Regions from separate parts of the Homo sapiens genome. Here regions 1 and 3 are each linked to region 2. A link is an interaction called in ENCODE POLR2A ChIA-PET data of the cell type or tissue named here. Cell type or tissue: HepG2. All regions are shown on one strand.

Region 1 (2,500 bases), 370 kb before region 2:
ATTTGCCAAGAGTGAAACAGCTTCTAAACTGTTTCCTTCCATTTGACTAGCCCATCCCAGCATCTGGTCCAGGGTGGGTCCTTGTGTCTGCTTAGATGCTTTTCCTATTATCTGTGCCCCTGACAAGAATCCTTCTTTTCCATATGGGGGGATTTAGCTGAAGTGCTACTGAAGTGTTAGGCCAAGGACCAGATTTAAACATTTTGGTAGAGCTGACATGTGAAATTTATAGAAACAAAAGGACAGGAAGAGGAAACAATCATCTTAGAATCTCTAGGAAATGCAATCAAAATAGAAAAGAATTGATATGATCTAATTATCTTCTGAAGTTGAGTATTCACATTTCTTATGGCCCAGCAATTCCACTCCGGCTCTATGTGCCCAGGAGAAACTCATGTCCTGTGCAACTATGTTTATAATATCACATGCCTGGAAAGAGCCCAGATGCTCATCAGTGGGAGGGCAGATGAGTAAACTGTGATGAATTCACAGTGTAAAATTATACTCAGCCAAAACAAGTGAACAACAGTGACATGCAAAAATATGGATAAATCTTGGCAATATGATATTAAGTGAAAGAAAATTACCAAAAGATACAGTAACTTATAAATAACTAAAATTAAAAAAAAGTTTTTAGGACTACATACAGCTACAACAAAATGCTATGAAAAGCATAGTAAAGTAATGATGGATACAGATTCAGGGTGAAGTTAGGGTGAGGCAGGGGGATAGGATGGGTAAAACCATATGGTTGGTGTGGGTTGGTGTTGATACTCTACCTTTTTGGGGGAGAGGGAGGATGGGCTAAAGGCATTTGTCCATTATTCAAGATCTAATAGCTGATAAAAAAGTGAGCCCTGCATAAACCAATGCTGAGTGTATCATGAGCCAAAGATTAAAATTAATTCAATTCTTTGCATGTGAGGTCAAACAAAAAGTCCCAGAGTAAGGGACTCCTTTCTTGCCACCTTCTGCTTCCTCCCCACCTTTCAAGATGTGCATGTGGCTCTATCTAAAATAACCCCACTGGGGAGTGATTTTGGCTTCTAGACCCAGAGCAGACCCAGGCCCTGGCATAAACGTCTGCATCAGGTGGCCTAAGGGCTCATTTGTAAAGCTAAGCTGGCAGTGGGCAGTCTTCCCTTTTCCTTGCTCAGGGTGATTCACCCTGCAGAGTGGAAGTGTTCATGAGCTGATGCATGGGTCAGAAACTTTATTTGCCAGTGGGGCCTGTGGGTGGAGGTAGTGTCTGGACTAGGGGAAGGCCTGTTTCTAGTTTGATGCCTGTCTTTATTCCAACCTCCCCTCACCGCCTTTTGCAGGAGCTGGGGGTGGGATGCATGGTCCTGCTTAGCAGGTACAGGGCACCCTTTCTCTCTGGGCCACATAGAGATTTATTGTTTAGGCAGCCAAGTCCTGGTATTGCTGCTAGTGGTAGAGGATGTCAGTGTGGAGGGCCCCCTCCTTCCATGTTTGGGGAGGACAAAGGTTGAGTTGCGGATGAGAAATAAATCGGAGCTGCTTGTGAGGCCGCCAAACAGGGTTAGATTTGTACAGTATGTGCTCTGCATGGGTCATGAGTCACTGAGAGGTTCAGAGATTGGATTGCCATGAATCACTTCCAACTGTCCCCATGAAGACCCCAAAGCAACATAGGTGACTATAGGGTTTTCTTTTGCATCCAACATCATTCGGAATTCAGTTGCTAGATCACAAAATAATCTTACCTTTGGCCACATCTAAGCTTGTTAGGTATGGAGCTCTGCATACTTCCTGGACGTCACCTTGGTTGATTTCAGCATCCTTTTTTTGAGTCAGAATGGGGCAGCCTCTCTAAGACAGGAAAGGTAGCTCTCATCTCAGTAGAGCCTTTCCCACCACCAGGGAGCACTGGGACTGAGCAAAGTTCCATGAGGTCAGGCATAATGTGTTTTGAAACCTGACAAATTATCTAGAGGTTTGAACAACTACGCCTCGCCTCCTTAAAATCTATTTTACACTACGGTGTTGATTGGATTCTATAAGATAAGGGCTGAAAGCCTTTTTTTTTTCTTTTAAAGTATTGACAGTGGAGAAAAATTGGACCTGCTTCCCAGAGTGGTTTATTTTTAGAACTAGATATGCATTCTAAGGCAGTGCTGGGAGTTTTAAATAATTTTTATGGATGTTCATTATGCATTTATTCTTGAAACTTCTGCCAAACCCCTGGGGAGAGGACACATTGTAGATAACAAATAAAAGAGTGAGATAGGGAGTGTTATAAAAGGACGTGTATTACTCCTTCACTTCCTCCTTCCAAAGTGCCAGTGACCTGCTTAAAAACGATGATGCCAGTGACTTCTCTTCATCCACAGAACTTTCCACAAGGATGGACATGTTTTATAACTGCACTGTCCAATATTAGCCACATGTGGCTATTGAATATTTGAAATGTGGTTAGTACACTGAGGACCTGAATTTTAAATTAAATTAAATTAATGTAAATATGAATGTTAATAGC
Region 2 (2,500 bases):
TACAACAGGACCTGTCAGGGGGTTGGGGGCTAGGGGAGGGATAGCATTAGGAGAAATACCTAACGTAGATGATGGGTTGATGGGTGCAGCAAACCACCATGGCACATGTATACCCATGTAACAAACCTGCACATTCTGCACATGTATCTCAGAACTTAAAGTATAATAATAAAATAAAATTTAAAAAATAAATAAAAATAAAAAATAAAAAACAATTGTAGCACAATGATTATAAAGACAAAGAAATAAAACTTGAGTTACTTCAATTCTGTCATTCTTTGTGATAAAATTTTTATTCGTGTTTAGAATTTTAGATTATAGACATATTTCAAAACTGGTAGAGTTGATACCGAAAAAATAAAGACATGGACAGTTTGAAATTTTTCATTTTTATTGTGAAATTAGATTCTTATGAATGTCTGCTTATCCTTTGTTTAAAGCTTTTCTTAACCGTTTTATTATCTTCAATCTTCATGTTAGCAAAACTTTTTAAGTTAAAATAAATAAAAAATTAATGGATAAATTATTTTCCTGCGAGCGCTCCTTCAAGCACAGGTATGTGAAGATCAATTTTGTTGAAGTCATGGACAAATTTGTGGAAGTTAAAACTCAAGAACAGAAACTGTAATGTTGTGATTTATTTATATGATAGGCCAATATAGAGAGGTGACAGCATGCTGGCAGCCTCACAGCCCTTGCTCTCGGTGCTTCCTCGGCCTTGGCGCCCACTCTGCCCACGCTTGAGGAGCCCTTCAGCCCACCACTGCACTGTGGTAGCCCCCTTCTGGGCTGGCCAAGGCCGGAGCCGGCTCGCTCAGCTTGCGGGGAGGTGTGGAGGGAGAGGCGCGGGCAGGAACCGGGGCTGTGCGCGGCGTTTGCCGGCCAGTGCGAGTTCCGGGTAGGCGTGGGCTCGGCAGGCCCCGCTGGCGGCCGGCCAGCCCACAAGCCCAGGGCAGTGAGGAGCTTAGCACCTGGGCCAGCAGCTGCTGTGCTCGATTTCTCACCGGGCCTTAGCTGCCTCTCCACGAGCAGGGTTTGGGACGGGCAGCTAGCCATGCCTGGCCGCCCGCCGCCCGCCGCCCGCCGCCCGCCGCCCGCCGCCCGCCGCCCGCCGCCCGCCGCCCGCCGCCCGCCGCCCGCCATGCCTGAGCTCCCGCCCCCTGCCCGCCCGCCATGCCTGAGCCCCCACCCCCTCCCCGCCCGCCATGCCTGAGCCCCCACCCCCTCCCCGCCACCCCCAGCCCACTGCTGTGGACTCCTGCGCCGCCCGAGCCTCCTCGACGAGCACCGCCCCCTGCTCCAGGGCGCCCAGTCCCATAGACCGCCCGAAGGCTGAGGACTGCTGGCGCATGGCGCGGGACTGGCAGGCAGCTCCACCTGCGGCCCCTGTGCGGGATCCACTGCGTGAAGCCAGCTGGGCTCCTGAGTATGGTGGGGACTTGAAGTATCTTTATGTCTAGGTAAGGGATTGTAAATACACCAGTCAGCACTCTGTATCTAGCTCAAGTTTTGTAAACACACCAATCAGCACCCTGTGTCTAGCTCAGGGTTTGTGAATGCACCAATGGACACTGCATCTAGCTAATCTAGTGGGGAGGTGGAGAACTTTTGTGTCTAGCTCAGGGATTGTAAAGCACCAATCAGCACCCTGTTAAAACAGACCAATCAGCTCTCTGTAAAATGGACCAATCAGCAGGATGTGGGTGGGACCAGATAAGAGAATAAAAGCAGGCTGCCTGAGCTGGCGGTGGCAATGCTTCCCTGTCTCCTTCTGTACTGTGGAAGCTTTGCTCTTTTACTCTGCAATAAATCTTGCTGCTGCTAACTGTTTGGGTCCACGCTACCTCTATAAGCTGTAACACTCACCATAAAGGTCTTACAGCTTCATTCCTGAAGCCAGTGAGACCACGAACCCAGCAGGAGGAACGAACAACTCCAGACGCGCTGCCTTAAGAGCTGTTAACACTCACCGCAAGGTCTGCAGCTTCACTCCTGAAGCCAGAGAGACCACGAACCCAGCAGGAGGAATGAACAACTCCAGATGCGCCGCCTTAAGAGCTGTAACGCTCACCGCGAAGGTCTGCAGCCTCACTCCTGAGCCAGCGAGACCACGAACCCACCAGAAGGAAGAAACTCCGAACACATCCGAACCTCGGAAGGAAGAAACTCCAAACACATCCAAACATCAGAAGGAACAAACTCTGCACACACCGCCTTTAAGAACTGTAACACTCACCACCAGGGTTCGCGGCTTCATTCTTGAAGTCAGTGAGACCAAGAAGCCACCAATTCCGGACACAATATGAAGTAAGTTTTCCTATGTCTTTTAAAAATATATATTAATATATTTAATAAGAATTTATTACCTTTTCACTACCCTATTTGGTACTATTCTTATTCATTTTACTTTTTATTTTTAAAAACTTTTGCAGTGGTATGATTGTATATGGAAAGGTCAATGAAAAAAATTCACTCTTCCTAATCTGAAATGGCATGTTTA
Region 3 (2,500 bases), 56 kb after region 2:
TTCAGTCACTGATACCCTTTCTTCCATTTGATCAAATCGGCTGCTGAAGCTTATGCGTGCATCATGTAGTTCTTGTGCCATGGTTTTCAGCTCCATCAGGTCATTTAAGGTCTTCGCTACGCTGTTTATTCTAGTTATCCATTTGTCTAATCTTTTTTCAATGTTTTTAGCTTCTTTGCGATGGGTTTGAACATCCTCCTTTAGCTCAGAGAAGTTTGTTTTACTTACTGATCTTTTGAAGCCTACTTCTGTCAACTTGTCAAAGTCATTCTCCGTCCAGCTTTGTTCCATTGCTGGTGAGGAGCTGCATTCTTTTGGAGGAGAAGAGGTGCTCTGACTTTTAGAATTTTCAGCTTTTCTGCTCTGGTTTCTCCCCATCTTTGTGGTTTTATCTACCTTTGGTCTTTGATGATGGTGACCTACAGATGGGGTTTTGGTGTGGATGTCCTTTTTATTGATGTTGATCCTATTCCTTTCTGTTTGTTAGTTTTCCTTCTAACAGTCAGGACCCTCAGCTGCAGGTCTGTTGGAGTTTGCTGGAGGTCCTCTCCAGACCCTGTTTGCTGGGGTATCACTAGCGGAGGCTGCAGAACAGCAAATATTGCAGAACAGCAAATGTTGCTGCCTGATCCTTCCTCTAGAAGCTTCGTCTCAGAGGGGCACCCGGCTGTATGAGGTGTCAGTCGGCCCCTACTGGGAGTTGTCTCCCAGTTAGGCTATTCGGGGGTCAGGGACCCACTTGAGGAGGCAGTCTGTCAGTTCTCAAATCTCAAACTCCGTGCTGGGAGAACCACTACTCTCTTCAAAGCTGTCAGACAGGGACGTTTAAGTCTGCAGAAGTTTCTGCTGCCTTTTGTTCAGCTGTGCCCTGACCCCAGAGGTGGAGTCTACAGAGGCAGGCAGGCCTCCTAGAGCTGCAGTGGGCTCCACCCAGTTCAAGCTTCCCGGCCGCTTTGTTTACCTAGTCAAGCCTCAGCAATTGCAGACGCCCCTCCCTCAGCCTCACTGCCACCTTGCAGTTCAATCTCAGACTGCTGTGTTAGCAGTGAGCAAGGCTCCATGGGCATGGGACCCTCCCAGCCAGGCATGGGATATAATCTCCTGGTGTGCCGTTTGCTAAGACCATTGGAAAAGCGCAGTATTAGGGTGGGAGTGTCCCGATTTTCCAGGTACCGTCTGTCACGGCTTCCCTTTGCTAGGAAAGGGAATTCTCCGAACCCTTGTGCTTCCAGGGTGAGGCGATACCCCGCCCTTCTTTGACTCACACTCACATGGGCTGCACCCACTGTCCAACAAGTCCCAGTGAGATGAACCTTGTACCTCAGTTGGAAATGCAGAAATACCCATCTTCTGTGTCACTCACACTGGGAGCTGTAGACTGGAGCAGTTCCTATTCGGCCATCCCTTTCTAACTCTTAAACACTGACAGCAATTAAAGCCTCATCTTCAGGCCCCATAGAAGATGCCAATCAAAATAAACTACCTTCTTGAGACACAGGCCCAGAAATTAAAGCCGTTCAACTCCACAAGGCCCAGGGACTATTGTGGAAGAGGTGGGCATGTGAGATTGTGAGGGCCGATTTTAAGAGATAAAATAAGTTCAGTTTCTCTACAAATTAACCATTAATGTCAAAGTCACACCTCTGCAAGACTAGCATATGGGTAAAATTTGAAAAACAAATTTAATTGGCTTCATGCTATTTTTATTAGGGCTTATTATTTGGAAAATTAAGTCTTCTCTCTCAAAGAATGAAGGTTTTCTCTTTTTTGAAATCCTTGAGTTATCACTTTGGTTAAATGAATGACTTACTTTACAATGGCCTGTAATCCCATTTTGTGATATCAAGTGTTTTATTTATTTATTATTATTATTATTATTATTACTTTTTAAAATGGAGTCTCGCTCTGTTGCCCAGGTTGGAGTGCAATGGCATGATCTCAGCTCACTGCAACCTCTGCCTCCTGTGTTCAAGCAATTCTCCTGCCTCAGCCTTCCAAGTAGCTGGGACTACAGAAGTGCACCACCACACCTGGCTAATTTTTTGTATTTTTAGTGGAGATGGGGTTTCACCATATTAGCCAGGCTGGTCTCAAACTCCTGACCTCAGGTGATCCACTCACCTTGGCCTCCCAAAGTGCTGGGATTACAGGAATGAGCCACCATGCCTGGCCTGGTATCAAGTATTTTAAACCTTTGATATTTGACAAACTTTCCAAAATCAAATTATACATTATGTCATTTCTGACCTAATTAATCCTTTAAGATATTATTAATAGGATCCCTAAAGTCAAAAAATGACATGTTTGGCTTATTTGATATAGAAATTATACAGGAAGCATTGTCAAATATGAAATGGTATTTGGTTTTTCTTTGGGCCGTATTTGTATAAATATGTTGCTGGTATGTGTTCCAAAATTATGGGAAACTCCTATAATTCTGATATGACTTAGTGTATGTTATCAGTAATAATTATAATTGTTATGTTAAATTATTGTGTGA

Evidence for each region. Peaks named below come from ENCODE experiments on the same cell type or tissue, not always from the same donor. Only the 100,000 strongest peaks of a DNase experiment are listed, where the experiment ranks them.
Region 1: POLR2A ChIA-PET joins it to region 2 with 5 read pairs; 1 of 35 experiments calls an interaction of 5 or more read pairs at or near these places.
Region 3: POLR2A ChIA-PET joins it to region 2 with 7 read pairs; 1 of 35 experiments calls an interaction of 5 or more read pairs at or near these places.

Annotation. Positions count from the first base shown.
Region 1 is chr14:69,886,632-69,889,131 of GRCh38, forward strand. All of the region lies in intron 1 of SMOC1 (SPARC related modular calcium binding 1), which reads left to right. Among named protein-coding and RNA genes, the nearest start is that of SMOC1, 8.5 kb to the left of the region's middle. In HepG2, a CTCF peak has its summit at 1,881 (motif pointing right); a DNase peak (open chromatin) is centred at 1,500; H3K4me3 peaks cover 1,617 bases.
Region 2 is chr14:70,253,883-70,256,382 of GRCh38, forward strand. LOC101928046 (a long non-coding RNA gene) reads left to right here and starts at 937. Exons shown (of 7, transcript XR_007064236.1): 1 at 937-1,460; 2 at 1,883-2,307. It overlaps LOC105370552 (a long non-coding RNA gene), which reads right to left. Exons shown (of 2, transcript XR_943992.1): 2 at 2,480-2,500. RefSeq lists a silencer at 955-1,064. In HepG2, no CTCF peak of the experiment used is centred here; DNase peaks (open chromatin) are centred at 939 and 1,469; H3K4me3 peaks cover 960 bases.
Region 3 is chr14:70,309,794-70,312,293 of GRCh38, forward strand. All of the region lies in intron 4 of LOC101928046 (a long non-coding RNA gene), which reads left to right. Among named protein-coding and RNA genes, the nearest start is that of COX16, 49 kb to the right of the region's middle. In HepG2, no CTCF peak of the experiment used is centred here; a DNase peak (open chromatin) is centred at 1,318.